Linked DNA regions of Homo sapiens: region 1 is linked to region 2. Evidence: chromatin loops called from intact Hi-C (ENCODE). Cell type or tissue: Caco-2. All regions are shown on one strand. Links, peaks and the distances in the headings refer to the core of each region. The heading gives the core; the rest is flanking DNA. Region 1 has its middle 220 kb from the start of DTWD1. Region 2 has its middle 110 kb from the start of DTWD1.

Region 1 (9,502 bases), core at 2,466-6,465, 110 kb after region 2:
CCATGGGACTGGTTAGTGCTAGCTAAAACAACTTTAGAGCCCAGTCAATAACTCCTCTGGAAGGCAGAATATGATAAGTTGTGCGAACAAGCCAACCAGAATCAATTGGCTGGGCAAGACATAACAGCTGCTATTCTGCAGGGGAGGGGTCCCTATGCCAATGTACAACAATTAAGTTTTGTTCCCCAAGCCTATGCCCAAGTGTTTTTGTGTGCTCTTAGGGCTTGGGACCGAATTCCCGAAAGCGGAGTTCAACAGGGATCTTTTATAAATGTCCGACAAGAGCCTCAGGAGCCATTTGTTGAATTTGTCAATCTGTTAACCCAGGCAATTAAAAGACAAATTAGTCATGTGCAGGCCACTGATATCTTATTGTTGCAGTTGGCTTATGAAAACGCTAATGTGGATTGCCAACAGGCAATGCAGGCAATCAGAGGAAAAGCAGCTACAGTTGGGGAATTTATATGAACGTTTCAACTGGTAGGGACTGAAACACACAAAGCCAAAATATTGCCTATGGCATTAAAGCCTCCTAAAGAGAAAAGGGAGAAAAACCCAAATTGTGTTCTATGTAGAGAGCCAGGTCATATGAAGCGGGAATGCCCCAATAGTAGAGACCAAGTTAACTCAGAAAAGAACCCCCTTCTGTATGTCGCCAATGTAAAAAGGGGAAACATTGGGAAAATCAATGCAAGTCCAAATTTGATAAAAACAGCAAACCCCTAGGCGAGAAACTTCATAAGGGGCCAGCCCCAGACCCTGCTCCAAACTGGGGCAATGCCAATGGCTTTCCTTGGTCAGATGGAAAGCCCACAGTCCTCTCTCTCAGAGCAGCCACCTCTGGGAGCACAGGCCTGGACTTACTCTGCCCCAGCAAATTAGTGCTAAAAGAAGGAGAAGATCCTAAAAGGGTTGCAACAGGGATCTGGGACCCACTGCCTCTGGGAACAGTGGGATTAGTCCCAAGGTGATCAAGCCTATCCAGTAGAGGAATCAATGTACGCACTGGAGTAAATGATAGTGATTACCAAGGTGAGATATTAGTTATGATGGAATGTAAAGGTCTGCATATTCTTCCCCCTGGATCAAAGATAGCTCAGTTACTACTCTTACCATACTGGGTCCCCAACACTCAGGGAAAGGAAAAGGGAAAGGGAAGTTTTGGAAACATGGGAGCCACAGGAGTATATTAGAACCAATTAATCACTGATCAGAGACCCATGATTACCTTAAAAATTGGAAATAAAAATTTTACTGGCTTATTGTACACAGGGGCAGACATTTCAATCATTAGTGATCAAAACTGGCTGAAAACTTGGCCTTGGGTCACTGAGAAACAAAAAATTGTTAACATCAGGGACATGCACACAGCCAAGCAGAGCACACATCCCCTGACATGTTGCGATTTGGAAGGGAGAAAAGCAGTTATACAACCTCTAGTCATGCCCATCCCTGTTAATCTTTGGGAACGAGACCTATTAGCCCAATGGGGGGTCACTCTGCAGAGCCCTTTTTAATAATGGCCACTGTTGCAATTCCTCCCCTACCCATGATGTGGCTCTCTCAAGATCCAATGTGGGTAGAACAGTGGCTTTTAAAGGGAGATAAATTACAAAGGGACCATGAATTAGTTGAGGAACAATTAAAAGCTGGCCATATAGAGCCATCAAACAGCCCTTGGAATTTGTCCATTTTTGTCATTCCCAAAAAGTCTGGTAAATGGAGACTTTTGCATGACTTACATGCTATCAATGCTAATTTGCAACCTATGGGGCCCCTTCAACAGGGGCTCCCTTCCCCTGTGGTGATTCTTCTAGATTGGTTTGTAGTCATTATTGACTTAAAAGACTGTTTTTATACTATTCCTCTTGCAAAACAGGGCAGGGAAAAATTTGTGTTTACAATACCAGCTATCAATAATGAAAGGTCAGTTTGCCAATTTCATTGGAAAGTACTTCCTCATGGAATGCTGGACAGTCCTACCATGTGTCAGTATCATGTAAATCAGACTTTGCTCCCCAGTAGAAAAGAATTTCCTAATTGCAAGATTATTCATTTTATGGATGATAAATTACTGGCAGCCCCACCAGAGCCAATACTTGTAAGTTTATATGCCTCTGTCAAAAAGAATACACAATTAAGAGGTTTAATCATAGCACCTGAAAAAGTACAGATGTCCTCTCCTTGGAAATATCCTGGATAGATACTAACTTCCCGGTCAGTAAGACCCCAGAAGGTTAAATTAAATACTAACAACTTACACACCTTAAATGATTATCAAAAAACACTAGGTAATATTAACTGGTTTTGCCCCACCTTAGGCATAACTATTTATAGGTTATAAGCCTGTTTTCTATCCTAAAAGGCAATGCAGCCCTAGACTCCCCCAGGTATTTAACCCCTGCAGCACAAAGGGAAATTGAGGAAATAGAGCAAACTATTTCTCAGAGGCAACTAGATAGCATAGGCCCATGATATTCAGTCCAATTATTTGTTTTTCCTACTAAACATTCCTCAACAGGATTAATAGGACAGATGGCCCCTGGGCTGCATTTTCTAGAACAGGTTTTTTGCTCACATATTGGGACTAAAACACTATCTCCCTATATCCAGCTAGTTAGTAAAGTTATCTATACAGGCTGCAGACGATGCAATCAATTGCTAGGTTATGACCCTGATGTCACAAAAATTCCCTTGCGTAAAAAACAATTCAAAGCAGTTTTGCCCTTATCTCTAGACCTGCAGATAGCAGCAGGCCATATAGAAGATGCCCTTCCTGCTGACAAACTACTTCAGATAGATAAGAGTACAAGTTCTTATCTTGTACTCCTGTAGTTATACCTACAAAAGTAGTTCACTCCCCCATACCTAATGTTTTAACGCTTTTTACTGATGGCTCTGGTAAAAATGGAAAAGCAGTTATCTAGTGGGAACTGCATAACTCCCTCACTCCATCTGGATTTACTAGCACTCAGACAGCTGAGGTTGGAGCCCTAATATTGGCCCTAGAAATCTTTTCTGCTCAATCTATCAATATTGTTAGTGACTCTGCTTACTCCATTTATTTATTGCAGTACCTTGAGACAGCCCTCATTAAGTCTACTCTTGAGCCCACCCTGTGTACACATTTTCTTTGACTTCAGCAATTGCTAGATCAATGTACACATCCTATTTTTATTACACACATTCGGGCCCACACCTCACTCCCCAGGCCACCAGCTTATGACAATAATCAAGCAGACCTGCAGGTTATGACATCATTGCTTGACCAAGCCACCCAATCACACCAATTTTTCCACGAAAATTGGAGAAATTTATCTAAACAATTTCAAGTTACCCAAAGACTAGCTAAACAAATTATTTTACAATGCCCAGATTGCCAGCTCACAGTCACATCCCCTCCTTCAACAGGTGTTAACCTTAGAGGACTAGAACCTAATCAATTATGGCAAACAGATGTTACACACATCCCTGAATTTGGAAAACTAAGATATGTACATGTATCTGTTGATACCAGTTCCCATTTAATAAGCGCTCATGCTCTTCCTGGAGAGTCTGCCCAATATATCATTAAACATCTTCTCTTTACTTTTGTGTTTATGGAGTGGCCCACAAAAATTAAAACTGATAATGGTCCGGCTTATGTCAGCTCACAATTTCAACAATTTTGTCACACGTGGAACATCCAACATTCCACAGGCATCCCTTAAAACCCCTAAGGACAGGCCATAGTAGAACATGTCCACTCCACCCTTAAAAATATGCTCAAAAAACAGAAAAGAAGGAATATGGGTAAGGACCCTGCAACACTATTGGCAAAAGCCTTATTTACCCTTAATTTTTTAAATGTAGATGATAAATTTCAATCAGCCATAGAAAAGCATTTTGCAAAATGCTCTCAAAACATAAAACCTGCGGTTTTACGGAAACATGTAAATAGTAATGTATGGTGTGGTCCAAATGATTTGCTAACATGGGGAAGAGGACATGCTTGTGTTCACACCCCCTCAAGCCCTCTTTGGATTCCAGCATGACTCATCAAACCATACCATGGCATGGCTAGGATCCAACCCGGTACCAGAAATGAAGGAAATGACCCTGCAGGACCCGCAGCCCCAGTTGATGCAGCTTCCTTGGATGACACAGGCCCCGGACATTACCTGGGGAATGCTGAAGAAGAAAACTCAGGAGGCTGAGCAAATCCTGCTCCAGACACAGACACCATTCATTCCAGATAATCTGTTCCTTGCTATGCTTTCTGTTGTACATTGCAAGTCTCACAGAGTATTAACCTTTCTTATTCTCTCACTCTGCCTGCAACCCGCACCTGCTACACTCTATTGGGCTCATCTCTTAGATCCATCTTTCTTCTGCCCTGTTACCTTGGCAGACACGCCCTTCCAGCCTCTAATAACATAACTGCTTGGCTGGGAGGGATTGAGTTGCCCCCGGTAGGGTCCCTCATTAATAACACACATTGGACTAAGGTGCCAGGTAACGCTACATATCACTTCACAATCCTCCCACTGTGTGTAAGTTATAAAAGTTCTAACCCTTACTGTGTACCTGCCCAAACACAATTATGGCTACATTATGGCAAAGGAAATACCTTAACATTCTCGGTTGCAGGTAGCCTCTCTAGATAAGCTTATTTACGTATGTCATCCAGAGACCGACCTTTGATCATCCGCATGCAAGACTGCTCCCTGCAAGGGGGAATGACAATGTTAATTACCCATAGATTGTGTTGGCTCCAGGCCTTTGACATTATACCAGTACTGAATAAATACAAGCAGCTCCGGCTTATTGGGGCTGCTGACTCTTCGGCCACCTAGTGCCAGGCAGTCCCCTAGTCACTCTTTCATGGGATACCTGTGTCTGAGTATTCCTTTCATCTGTCGCTCAGCCAGGGTCTGCAGGACAGACCTGGCAATGTTGAGTTGAAGCTCAGTTGAGGTCTAACAGGAAATCCTGTTTATAAATCACCAGAAGGACAGCATCATAGAGGACTGTTTTCTATAGGATTCTAAAGATGCTGATTTTCTTCCTGCAAGATGCATTTTTCTGAGAATGGCTATTGCCACCACACACTCACAGGCCAAGGACCCCTCCTTAAAACTCTGACAAACATGGGGCAACCCAGCCTACGTTGAAGAGATGAAGAAAGAGCTTGAGGACCAGGCACAAGAGCTTTGTCTGCTCCACCTCCTGGCTCTAGGCTCAGACGGAGAAGGTGGGGTGCCAAAAGAAATTCCTCACATGTTTACTACCTTCCTTCTAATTTCCTGTCCCCTCTGTTGTTTATTGAGTGAAAAAGGATGGCTGTCTTATAAGGAACATCAGATAGCCTACTTCAAGTCCACAGTGATTTTCAGGACTGGCATTTGCTATTACTTTATAGGTCTGGCCAATGCCTGGTCCACGAGAGAGGTGTTCACGACCAAGGTGAGAAGGTACCACTTGCTTACATTTTTTGCCTCTAGTGCAAGTACATTCACCTTGATTCCTCTCCAGTCATGTGGTTTGAGTTACTTTGGCCAGAAGCAGCAACTGAGGCCCAATCTGTGCTGTGCCCACAGGAAACTTCACAAAGGTTTACGTACAGAAGCATTTGGGGCCATGTCTGTCTTGGCTATGGGGACAGGTGGGGCTAAGCCGGCATCTCTGCTGTCAGTTGCCAGACTGCAGAGAGAGGCCCTTGCCTCCTTCCACAAGGTGTTTCCAATAAAGGGGACATATTTCCTTCGTTAGAAATAAACACAGACTGACAATATCATAGCATTTCTTGGGAAAAGAAGAAAACAGTCTTCAAACGTCCTCTGTAAGCTCCTCTGATGTGCATCTAGGTGGGGCTGGCATGGTGAGGAGAGAAGTGTATTATGAGAAAGCAAGAAAAGCACCCACACCATTCCATCACTAGATTTGACTTCCCAAACTAAAGAGGGTAGGATGACATCTGCTTAGCTACATCATAGGCCATCAAGGCTTGAAGAGACATAGGGTGCAACCTCCCTATAATGCTGATGAGGACACAGAGCCCAGGGAGGCTGAAGGATCTGACCACCTTACACAGCAGTCAGGGCAGAGCTGAAGCTACAACCCGCAACTTCTAATTTCAGTCCAGTGTATTTTCTGAAGTACTCCATTTCATCCAACCATCTCAACAATTGAACAAATCTGTTCATGTGTGGTTGGTGCTATAAGGCAATGGTTTTCAACCTACAGTCATGTTGTGAACCTCTGGGATATTTGAAAAATTACCAACACTTGGGCCTCATACCCTGAGATTTCAATTTCATAGGTTTAGTGTGAGGCCCAGCATAGACATTCTTAAGAGCTCTCCACTTGATAGTCACAGAGTTGAGAGCCATTACTTTAAGGAATATATATGGGAAATACTGGCACTTTCCTCTCCATTTTGCTGTGAACTTCACATTGCTCTAAAAAGATAATGTCTTGCCTGGGCGTGGTGGCTCACGCCTGTAATTCCAGCACTTTGGGAGGCCAAGGTGGGTGGATCACAAGGTAAGGAGTTCGAGACCAGCCTGGCCAACATAGTGAAACTCTGTCTCTACTAAAAATACAAAAAATTAGCCAGGCGTGGTGGCGGGTGCCTGTAATCCCAGCTACTCGGGAGGCTGAGGCAGAAGAATCGTTTGATCCTGGGAGACAGAGGTTGCAGTGAGCCAAAATTGCACCACTGCACTCCAGCCCGGGCAACACTGTGAGACTCCGTCCAAAAAAAAAAGATAAAGTCTTAAGAAATAAAATAGGAATATAAAGATAAAAATGACATGTTTCTAGGATCTCATGAGGAGGCAAACAAATACATAAATAACTTCCAAGCTAGGTGCTACAGAAGGTCCAAGAATAATATGAATATAAGTGTGATCCTGCCTGAACTATGCTGTCTATGGCCACAGGACTAATTTGTGTTAACTCTACTGTTTGTTCCACCAAGGCAAAGCTTACTTACCTTCCAGGCCTATCTCAAATCACACCTCTTCTATGGGCCTTTTTAACAAGACTCCAAAAACAGCTGGCATGCCTCTTCTCTAAACTTCTACACTACCCACAGGCCATAGGCAAACAATTTAGCACCAAATTATATATTATTTTCATTGTTACACTATAGTAATAGTGAAATGAAAGCTTCTACTTGTTCAGTGCATACCATGTGCCAGCCACCCTTTATGTTTTCTACACAGTGCCACCCATGCTCCCAGGAGCTCTATGATGCTGGTATTAATATACCCATTATACACATTAGGAAACTGAAACTCAGAGATGTCAAGTGCCTTGCCCCCAACCAGACAGCTGGTAAAGACATGAATTCAGGTATGCATGTCTCTAGACATGTTGCTTTGTATCAAATACAAATAATACTTCTTTATTATAGCACGTACTCCTGACATATTATTTTGCAAACTGTAAACTTCTTTGCTGTTCATTCACTTGTTTAATTCTTACTACAGCCCCACTATCAATTCTATTTGTGAGGGAATTAAGTCTAGAAAAATTAGATACAATTGCTCAAGATTCCATAGCCTGGCCAGGAACCCAGGTGTTCTATTCCAAGTGCAGGGCCATTTCACTGCCCACATATCCATGTGCCGGGCTCTGTTCCATGCTAACCTGAAGTCCCCTGAGAGAAAGCCTGTGTTTGATGCTGCTTCTGTATTTCCCACTGATGCCAGATATGCAGCCTGTTGCTTCATTAATTGATTTGCCAAGAAGTAGCAAGAATGTCCCCAAGACACAGCCAGACCCTAAGGACTTGAAGAATGAAACCACAGCAATTCTTTGGGGGCTGAAAATAACTGCTGAGAAGACATGACTGTGGGTTATTTTTAGTGCCATGAATAAGTTGTATTCTAGAAAAAACAAACAAAACTCCAACCTTTCAGTCACCATTTTTGAAGGAATGATTCTCAACTATCTACATCAACTAACAGAAGCAAACAGCAAAAGCGAAAGAAGTGACCTGCCCATGACCAAAGGATGGATCAGTGGAAGAAAGTCAACTTCCTTTCTCCTTCTCCCCCAAAAGTTTCCAATTTAAATCCCCAAAATCTCCAATTTAAATCCCAGTTATCTGTCTATGACACAACAATGTCTCTTTAGCCATATCCCATCTCGTTTCGTAAAGGATTCAAAGTAGCTTGCAACATGAATAGATATAATAAGCAATGATAAAATATAAACAAGTAAAGACTACCAAGGCTGAGGAACATGTAAATATAAGAAGTCAAGTCCAAGAAAAAATGCCTTATTAGTCAGAGAGGAAACTGTCTAAAGCCCAAAAGACTGCACTGCATTTAAAATAGATCTTCCATGCATGAGGTTTAGTTGATGAGGTATTTTTAGGGGCTCAGTCACTACTGTGGGTTTTACTCCTTGCCGGATATTGATCCAAAAGAATAATTGAAGCAATGAAACTATAGAATTTATCTCCAGGATGTGGTCAGCACACAATATTCATGCCTCCTTGGTTAAATAAGAGACGTGTTTTCCAAGTCTAATGTTGCCAAAAAGACCACGTCAGTGCTTTCTGTGGAATGGAACTCTTATTTCAACAGTAAGTCTGAATCATGACCATTTATTTATTTAACAGATATTGTGACAATAAATTATCTGCCAGGAACTGTGCAATGCATTGCTAATTCAAAGACAAGACATAGACCCTCTCTTACAGGACTTCTCTCTCTGGAGGAGCAGAGAGGCTTGTAAATATACAATAAGTAAAAACATAACAAGTATGATTAGAGAGGAATGCATAAGGAGTTGTAGAAGCAGGGATAGAGACAACCATGTCACTGAGGTTAGCAAGCACATCTTAACTTCTAATCTAACATCTTGTAACACATCTAGTTATAAGGATGCAGAGCTTCTGGGTTGGCAGAGGTGGGGTGAGCATTCTTAATTGAGTGGAACTGATAGAATCATAGAAGAAAGAACTTCCTTTTGTGACTTGCTGAACATCTCCATATTTCTGATTTGATTTTGTGGAGAAGTAAGGCAGACAAATGCAGCAGTGCCATCTCAAAAAGTGGCGGCCAGCAGGAATAGGACAGAGGAGTGTGAAGAAATGCTGTGGCAAGTATTTTGTCATATCCAGGTTAGTGAGACGAATTTCTTGGCAGTATAGGCATATTGTTCTTGGCAATTCTGTATATGGTAAAGGGAACTTCAGGATCCAAATCAACTTTCTGGCTGACTATGCATCCATTCAAACCACCTATGATCACATTTAAAACAAAAATCTAGCATCTCAAGAGAGATTTAAAATGGAAGGTTTCTTTGCCAGTGATCTGCACCAAAAACTGGAAGCCAGCAATCAAAAGTGAACAAGTGTTTCAAACTTTCAGGCCTCTGATGCCTGACTCAAAAATCTGAAGCATCCCCTTCCTGCTGACCCAGCTAAAGAATACTTTGGTGATCATACAAAAATATAATATTAATATACTATATTCATACTATAGTTATATATAACATTTTCAGA
Region 2 (9,502 bases), core at 3,404-7,403:
CACTCTAGATCAAATGAATCTGAGATTTGCAGAACATTTCCACTCAACAGCTGCAGAATACACATCCTTTTCATCAGCACATGGAACTTTCTCCAGGACAGATCATATTTTAGCTCACAAAACAAGTCTCAACAAATTTTTAAAAATCGAAATTATATCAAGTATTTTTTTTTTACCGCAATGAAATAAAACTAGAAAACAATAACAGGAGGAACTCTGGAAACTATACAAAGACATAGAAATTAAACAACATGCTCCTAAACAACAAATGGGTCAATAAATAATTTTAAATAAATTTTAAATATTCTTGAGATAAATGAAAATGGGAATGCAACATACCAAAATCAATGAGATACAGGAAAAGCAATTCTAAAAGTGAAGTTTATAGCAATAAAAACTTACATTAAAAAATTAGAAAGGTCCTAAATAACCTAATATTGTACCTCAAGAAATTAGATAAACATGAACAGGCCAGGCACAATGGTTTATGCCTGTAATCCCAGTGCTGCAGGAGGCCAAGGCAGAAGGATCACTTGAAGCCAGAAGTTTCAAACCAGCTTAGGCAAAAGGTGAGACCATGTCTCTACAAAAAGAAAAAAAAAAAAAAATTAACCAGGTGTGGGGGTATGTACCTGTGGTATTAGCTACTCAGCTAAGGTAGGAGACTGAGGTAGGAGGATCACTTGAACCCAGGAGTTTGAGGCTGCAGTGAGCTATTATTGCCACACTGCACTCCAGCCTGTGTGACAGAGCAGAACTGTGTTTGTTTCAAAACCAAAAAAAAAAAAAAGTAGAATGAAATAATAAAGATCAGAACAGAAATACAAATATAGACATAAAAAATGCAAAGATCAGCCAAACAAGGGTTGGTTTTTCTAAAATATAAACAAAATTGACAAATCTTTAAGCCAGACTAAGCAAAAACAGACAAAATTTAAATACATAAAATCAGAGATGAAAAAGGAGACATTACAACTGATACAACAGAAATATTTAAAATAACAGACTATTATAAATAACAATAGGCCAACAAATCAAAAAACCTAGAAAAATGGTTAAATTCCTGGACACATACAATCTTACAAATTGAATTATAAGAAATAGAAAATCTGAACAGACCAATACTGAGTAATGAGATTAAATCAATAATAAAATGTCTCCCAAAAAAGAAAAGCCTAGGACTGGAAGGAGTCACTGATGAATTCTACCAAACATTTAAAGAACTAATAACAATCATTCTAAAACTCCCCAAAATTAAAGAGGGAGCTCTTCCAAATTCATTCTATAAGGCTCTACAACAAAAAAATAGAAAACTATAGGCTAATGGTCCTGATGAACATAGATGCAAAAATCAACAAAATACTTGCAAGCTGAATTTAACAGCTCATTTAAAAAATTATTTGGGGAGGGGAGGTCAAGATAGCAGACTAGAAGCAGCTCATGTGTACAGCTCTCACGGAGAGAAAATAAAAGGGCTAGTAGTCATTGACCGTATAGGCCAATCATTTGAGAAACCATATCAGGATCCATCGAGGCAGCAGAAGGACACAGAGAACAGAGAGGAGCAAAGCTGGCACTGGCCTGTTTGGGCTCAGCATGGAGCCAGGAGAACATCTCCAAAAGCAAAAGGGAGGGTGAGTGAGTGAATGAATGAGAGCCCATTTGGGGGATTCACACTCTCCACAGGAACCTATGCACACCAGGAACAGAAAAATGCCCCTGGCCTCACTGCATACCCTCACCACACTTCTAGATTGAGGCAGAGAGCCACGCAGACATTTTCCAAGGGCAACTCTTGAATCCAAGGGGACCTCTACAAGCCTTGGGCCCTGAAGTAGACCAGCACAGATACCATAGCCCCAATAGAGGCCACAGTTGCAGTGCCTGGGAGCAATAAGATTGCTCCACACCCCCTCACCAGGCGGTGCTCAGTACCAGGTTCTGGCTCAGCAGTCCCACTTCTGTGTAAACTCAGCCAGAAGGTGCAGCCTCTTGTCCCAGGAAACACCTAGATAGCAAAGTGGGTGATCCCACCCTCACCCACCACTGGTAGCCAGGCAGTCAACACCTGCTAGAGCTTCTGGCCCAGTGGTCCTGCTTCTGTGTGAACTCAGCCAGAGGGTGCAACCTCTTGTTGTCCTGGGAAGAACCCAGATGGAAGGGTGAGTGGCCCAACCCCTTCCCATCACTGGTAGCCGGCAGGAAATGCCTGCTAGGGTTTCCAGCCCAGCAGTCTTGTTTCTCTGGGGCCTCAGCTTATGTATATAGCCTCCTGTTTTCCCAGTAAGCATCTAGATTGCAGGGCAGGCTACCTCACTCCCCCAACCCTGCATTGGTAGGGAGGCAACTCCTATTTAAGCTTCCAGCCCAGCAGTCCCACTTCTGCCTGAACTCAGCCAGCAGGAGCAGCCTACTGTTGTCCTGGGAAATACCCAGCAGGGCAGTAACCCCACTGTATTGGTCTGTTCTCACAGTGCAATGAAGAAATACCCAAGACTGGGTAATTTATAAAGGAAAGAGGTTTAATTGACTCACAGTTTTGCATTGCTGGGGAGGCCTCAGGAAATTTACAATCATAGCAGAAGGCAAAGGAGAAGCAGGCACCTACTTTACAGGGTGGCGGAATGAAGTCAGTGCAAGCAGGGGAAATGCCAGACACTTATAAAACCATCAGATCTCATGAGACTCATTCACTATCATAGGAACAGCACTGGGGAAACCACCTGCATGATCCAATTACCTCCACATGGTCACACCCTTGACATGTGGGGTTTATGGTGTAGCAGGACGAGCCGCAGACAAAACTCCTGAGACACCAAGTTAAGGAAGGGGTTTATTCGGCCGGGAGCATCGGCAAGCCTCCTGTCTTAAGAGCCGAGCTCCCTGAGTGAGCAATTCCTGTCCCTTTTAAGGACCCACATCTCTAAGGGGGTCCACATGAGAGGGTTGTGATCGATTAAGCAAGCAGGGGGTAAGTGACTGGGGGCTGCATGCACCGGTAATCAGAACAAAACAGAACAGGACAGGGATTTTCACAGTGCTTTTCCATACAATGTCTGGAATCTATAGATAACATAACCAGTTAGGTCAGGGGTCGATCTTTAACTACCAGGCCCAGGGTGCGGCCCCGGGCTGTCTGCCTCTGGATTTCATTTCTGCCTTTTAGTTTTTACTTCTTCTTTCTTTGCAGGCAGAAATTGGGCATAAGACAATATAACGGGTGGTCTCCTCCCTTAATGGGGATTACAATTCAAGGTGAGATTTGGCTGCGGACACAGAGCCAAACCATATCATTCTGTCCCAGCCTCTCTTAACTCTCATATCTTTTCACATTTCAAAACCAATCATGCCTTCCCCAAAGTCCCCCAAAGTCTTAACCATTTCAGCATTAATAAAAAGTCCACAGTCCAAAGTCTCATCTGAGACAAGGCAAGTCCATTCAGCCTATGAGCCTGTGAAATCAAAAGCAAGTTAGTTACTTCATAGATACAATGGGGGTACAGGCATTGGGTAAATAAAGCTGTTCAAATGGGAGAAATTGGCCAAAACCAAGGGGCTGCAGGCCCCATACAAGTCCAAAACCCAATAGGGCAGTCATTAAATCTTTAAGTTCCAAAATGATTTACTTTGACTCCATGTTTCAAATCCAGATCACGCTCATGCAGGAAGGGTGTTCCCATGGCCTTGGGCAGCTCTGCCCCTGTGGCTTTGCAGGGTACAGCCCCCCTCCTGGCTGCTTTCATGAGCTGGTGTTGAGTGTCTGTGGCTTTTCCAGGCACACAGTGAAAGCTGTTGGTGGATCTAACATTCTGGGATCTGGAGGATCTACTAGGCAGTGCCCCAGTGGAGACTTGATGTGGAGGCTCTGACCCACATTTCCCTTCCACACTGCCCTAGCAGAGGTTCTCCATGATGGCTCTGCCCCTGCAGCAAACTTTTGCCTGGACAACCAGGCATTTCCATACACCCTCTGAAATCTAGGTGGAGGTTCCCAACCTCAATTCTTGACTTCTGTGTACTGCAGGCCCAACACCATGTGTAAGCTGACAAGGCTTGAGGCTTGAACCCTCCGAAGCAACAGCATGAGCTGTACCTTGGCCCTTTTTAGCCATTACTGGGGGGGCTGGGACACAGGGTGCCAAGTCCTTAGGCTGCACACATCAGGGGAGCACTGGGCCAGACCCAGAAAACCATTTTTTCCCTCTTAGGCCTCAGGGTCTATGATGGGAGGGGCTGCCACAAGGTCTCTGACATGCCCTGGAGACATTTTCCCCATTGTCTTGGTGATTACATTTGGCTCCTCATTATTTATGCAAATTTCTTCAGCTGGCTTGAATTTCTCCCCCAAAATGGGTTTTTCTTTTCTACTGCTTCATCAGGCTGCAAATTTTACGAACTTTTATGCTCTGTCAGCTCTTGAATGCTTTGCTGCTTATGAATTTCTTAGAAATGTCTCCCAGATACCTTATATCAACTCGTTCAAGTTCAAAGTTCCACAGATCTCTAGGGTAGTGGCTGTCACGCGCATCCCTGTGAAGAGACCACCAAACAGGCTTTGTGTGAGCAACAAGGCTCTTTATTTCACCTGGGTGCAGGTGGGCTGAGTCCAAAAAGATAGCAAAGAGTGGTGGGATTATCATTAGTTGTTATAGGTTTTGGGATAGGTGGTGGAGTTAGGAGCAATGTTTTGTGGGCGGGGGGTGGATCTCACAAAGTACATTATCAGGTGGGGAGAATTTCAAAGAATCTTCTTAAGGGTGGGGGAGATTACAAAGAACTTTCTTAAGGGTGGGGGAGATTACAAAGAACCTTCTTAAGGGTGAGGGAGATTACAAAGTACATTGATCAGTTAGGGTGGGGCAGAAACAAATCACAGTGGTGGAATGTCATCAGCTAAAGCTATTTTCACTTCTTTTGTGGATCTTCAGTTGCTTCAGGCCATCTGGATGTATACCTGCAGGCTTGGGCTCAGAGACCTGACAGTGGCAAAATGCCATCAGTCTGTTTGCTAAAGCACAGTAAGAGTCACCTTTGCTCCAGTTCCCAGTAACTTTCTCATGCGCATCTAAAACTGCCTCAGCCTGGACTTCATTGTCCATACCACTATCAGCATTTTGGTCAAAACCATTCAATAAGTCTCTAGGAAGTTCCAAATTTTCCTGGATCTTCCTGTCTTCTTCTGAGCCCTCCAAACTGTTCCAACCTCTGCCTGTTACCCAGTTCCAAAGTCATTTCTACATTTTCAGGTATCTTTATATCGGCACCTTACTACTTTGGTATCAATTTACTGTATTAGTAGATTTGCACCCTGCTATGAAAAAATACCTGAGACTAGGTAATTTATAAAGGAAAGAGGTTTAATTGACTCACATTTCCACATTGCTGGGGAGGCTTCAGGAAACTTACAATCATTGTGGAAGGCAAAGGAGAAGTGGATGCTTCTTTACACGGTTGCGGGAAGGAGTGAGTGCAAGCAGGAGAAATACCAGACACTGATAAACCGTCAGATCTCATGAGACTCACTCACTGTCATGAGAACAGCATCAGGGAAATCGCCTCCATGATCCAATTACCTCCACCTGGTCCCACGCTTGATACATGGGGATTATGGGAATTACAACTTGAGGTGAGATTTTGGTGGCAACACAAAGCCAAACCATATCACCCCCTCACCCTCATTGCTGGTCACCAGGCAAGAAATGGCAGCTGGAGCTTCTAGCCCAGTGTTTCTGCTTCTATGTGAACTCAGCCAGTGGGCACAGCCTCCTGTTGTTCTGAGAAACACCCAGATGGCAGAGTGGGTGACTCCACCCACCCCCAGCTGTCACAAGCAGGTGAACAATACTGGCTAGAACTTCCAAACAAGCAGTCCTCCTTCTGTCTAAATTTACTGAGGGGCATAGCCTCTTGTTGCCCAGGAAACACCTGGAAGACAGGATGGGAAACTCCATCAACCCCTGCTTCTCAAATCCAGACAGGCCACACTGGCTAGAACTTCCACCCAGCAGTCCTGCTCCTGCCCGAAGTCTGCAAGCAAGTGCAACCACATGTTGCTATGGAAAGCACACAGACAACAGATTAGGGCAGACCTGGCAAAGATATGGCCTGTCTGCCATCTTCAGCCCCTGTTTGAGGGAGGCCTACGGACCAGAACCCCATGCATAAAAGTAATGTGGGCATAGAAACAGTAATCGGAGGGGCTCCTTCAAGACCCAGGAGCAGACTAGAGTTGAAGCCGGTGGACTCAACCTACCTCACACCACAATCAAACCTCAAAGGACAACAAAGAAGATAAAAGCAAAAACAGCCATCCAAAAAACAGCAGCTTCAAAGATTAAAGGAACGTCAGCCAACACAGATGAGAAAGAACCCACACAAGAATTCTGGCAGCTCAAAAAGCTAGAGTGACTTTTTACTTCCAAACGACTGCACTAGCTTCCTATCGATGATTCTTAACCAGGCTGAAATGGCAGAAATGTCGGAAATAAAATACAGATTATGGATAGAGTGAAGATCATTGACATGCAGAAGAAAGTTTAAACTCAATCCAAGGAATCTAAATAATATAATAAAATGATACAGGAGATAAAAGACAAAGTGGTCATTTTAAGAAAGAACCAAACCAAACTGACAGAGCTGAAAAACTTGCTTCAAGAATTTCATAATACAATTGAAAGTGTTAATAGTAGAATTGACCAAGCTAATGAAAAAAATCTCAGAGGTCAAAGACCAGTTCTGCAGACTGTGACTTTTGTCACAGTCAGACAAAAATAAATAAGAAAAAATAAAGAAGAATGAACAAAATCTCCAAGAAATATGGGATAATGTAAAGAGACCAAATCTATGACTCATTGGTGTCATAGATTGGTGAAAGAGAGGGAGAAAAAGCAAGCAACTTGGAAAACACATTTGAGAATATCATCCATGAAAATTTCTTCAACCACGCCAAAGAGTCCAACATTCAAATCAAGTAAATGCAGAAAATGCCTGTGACATACTATACAAGACAACCACAACCAAGGCAAAAAGTTATCAAATTTTCCAAGGCTGAAATGAAAGAAAAAATGATAAAGGCAGCTAGAAAGAAGGGGCATATCACCTACAAGGGGTATAAGCCCATCAGGCTTACAGCAGACACTGCAGTAGAAACTACAATCCAAGAGAAATTGAGGGCCTATATCCAGCATTCTTAGAGAAAAGAAATCCCAACAGAGAATTTTATATCCAGCCAAATGAAGCTTCAAAAGGGAAGAAGAAATAAGATCCTTTTCAGATGAGCAAATGCTAAGGAAATTCCTTACCACTAGATCTACCTTGAAAGAGATCCTTAAGGGAATGCTAAATATGGACAGGAAAGACCATTATTGGTCACCACAGTAACACACAACTACTTAGACTATTCACACTATGAAACAATCACATGATCAAGTCTACGTAATAACCCGTAAGAAACATGATGACAGAATCAAACCTGCACATATCAATATTAACCTTGAATATAAGAGAGCTAAATGCCCCAAATTAAAAGGGACAGAGTGGCAAGATGAATAAAGAAGCAAGACCCAACTGTATTGAGGGCCTATATCCAGCTATCCACGAGAGAACCATCTCACATGCAATGACATGTGTAAGCTCAAAGGAAAATAATGGAGAAAAATGTACCAAGCAAATGGAAAACAGAAAAAAGCAGGGGTTGCTAATCTAATTTCAGTCAAAGCAGACTTTAAACCAACAACAATCAAAAAAGACAATAAAGGGCATTACATAATGGTAACAGGTTGAGTTCAATGAGACCTAACAGTCCTAAATTTACCTGTACCCTATACAGGAGCACCGAGATTCATAAAGCAAGTTATTAGATCTCTGAAGATACTTAGATAACCACAAAATAATAGTGGGAGACTACAACACCCTCACTGACAGTATTAAACAGATCACTGCAGCAGAAAACTAACAAAGATATTCAGGACATGAATTTGACATTGGACTAAATGGTCCTAACAGATATCTACAGAAATCTCCACCCTACACCAAGAGAATGTACATTCTTCTTATCTGCACATGCCACATACTCTAAAACTGACCACACAATCATTCATAAAAGAATCCTCAACACATTTGAACAAACCAAAATTATACAAAACACATTCTCAGACCACAGCAAAATAAAAATAGAAATCAATACTAAGAAAATTGCTCAAAACCATACTACTGCATGGAAATTAAACCACTTGCTCCTGAATGACTTTTGGGTAAATAATAAAATTAAGGCAAAAATTGAGAATTTATTTGAAGCTGATGGCAACAAAGATACAACATACCAAAATCTCTGGGCCACAGCTAAAGCAGTTTTGGATGGAAGTTTATAGCGCTAATGCCCGCATCACAAAGTTAGAAAGATCTCAAATTAACAACCTAACATCACACCTAACATCACACCTAGAGGAAGTACAGAAACAAGAGCAAACCAACCCCAAAGCTAGCAGAAGAGAAGAAATGACCAAAATCAGAGCTAAACTGGAGGAAATTGAGACATGAAAAACCATACAAAAGATCAGCAAATATACAGGTTGGTTCTTTGAAAGAATATAATAAGATTGATAGACTACTAGCTAAACTAATAAAGAAAAAAAAAGAGAAGATCCAAATAAACAAGTAGAAATGACAAATTGGGACATTACCGTAGACCTCACTGAAATACAAAAACAAAACAAAACAAAACAAAAAAACCCCTTAGAGACTGCTATGAACACCTCTAGCACAAAAACTAGAAAAGCCAGAAGAAATAGATACATTCTTGGAAACATACAACCTCTCAAGATTGAACCAGGAAGAAATCAAATTCCTGAATGACCAATAATGAATTCCAAAACTGAATCAGTAATAAAAAGCCTACTAACCAGAAAAAGCCCGAGACCAGAGAAATTCACAGCCAGATTCTACCAGACATATATAAAGAACAGCTGATACCATTCCTACTGAAACTAGTCCAACAAATGAAGAAGGAGGGACTCCTCCCTAACACACTCCATGAGGCCAGCATCATCCTGAACTAAACCCTGGCAAAACACAATGAAAAAAGAAAACTACAGGCAAATATCCTTGATAAATATCGACACAAAAATCCTCAACAAAACAGTAGCAAACCAAATCGAGCAGCACATCAAAGCCTACCATCATCAGTAGGCTTTAATCCTGAGATGTAAGGTTGGTTCAACATATGCAAATCAACAAATGTGAGTCACCACATGGACAGAACTATAAACAAAAACCACATGATCATCTCAATAGATGCAGAAAAAGCTTTCAATAAAATTCAACATCCATTCATATTAAAAGCCTTCACCAAATTAAGCATCAAAGGAACATACCTAAATCTAGTAAGAGAGATCTGCGGCAAACAGCCAATATCATAGTGCATAAGCAAAAGCTGGAAACATTCCCATTGAGAACCAGAATAAGACAAGAATGCCCACTTTCACCACTCTTAGTGAACATAGTA

Evidence for each region. Peaks named below come from ENCODE experiments on the same cell type or tissue, not always from the same donor. Only the 100,000 strongest peaks of a DNase experiment are listed, where the experiment ranks them.
Region 1: a loop joins it to region 2, with 3.0 times the contacts of the local background. A loop is called at or near these places in 1 of 110 quality-filtered maps.

Annotation. Positions count from the first base shown.
Region 1 is chr15:49,839,848-49,849,349 of GRCh38, forward strand. No RefSeq gene overlaps it. Among named protein-coding and RNA genes, the nearest start is that of DTWD1, 220 kb to the left of the region's middle. In Caco-2, for the core only: no CTCF peak of the experiment used is centred there; DNase peaks (open chromatin) are centred at 2,734 and 4,704.
Region 2 is chr15:49,729,274-49,738,775 of GRCh38, forward strand. No RefSeq gene overlaps it. Among named protein-coding and RNA genes, the nearest start is that of DTWD1, 110 kb to the left of the region's middle. In Caco-2, for the core only: no CTCF peak of the experiment used is centred there; a DNase peak (open chromatin) is centred at 4,987.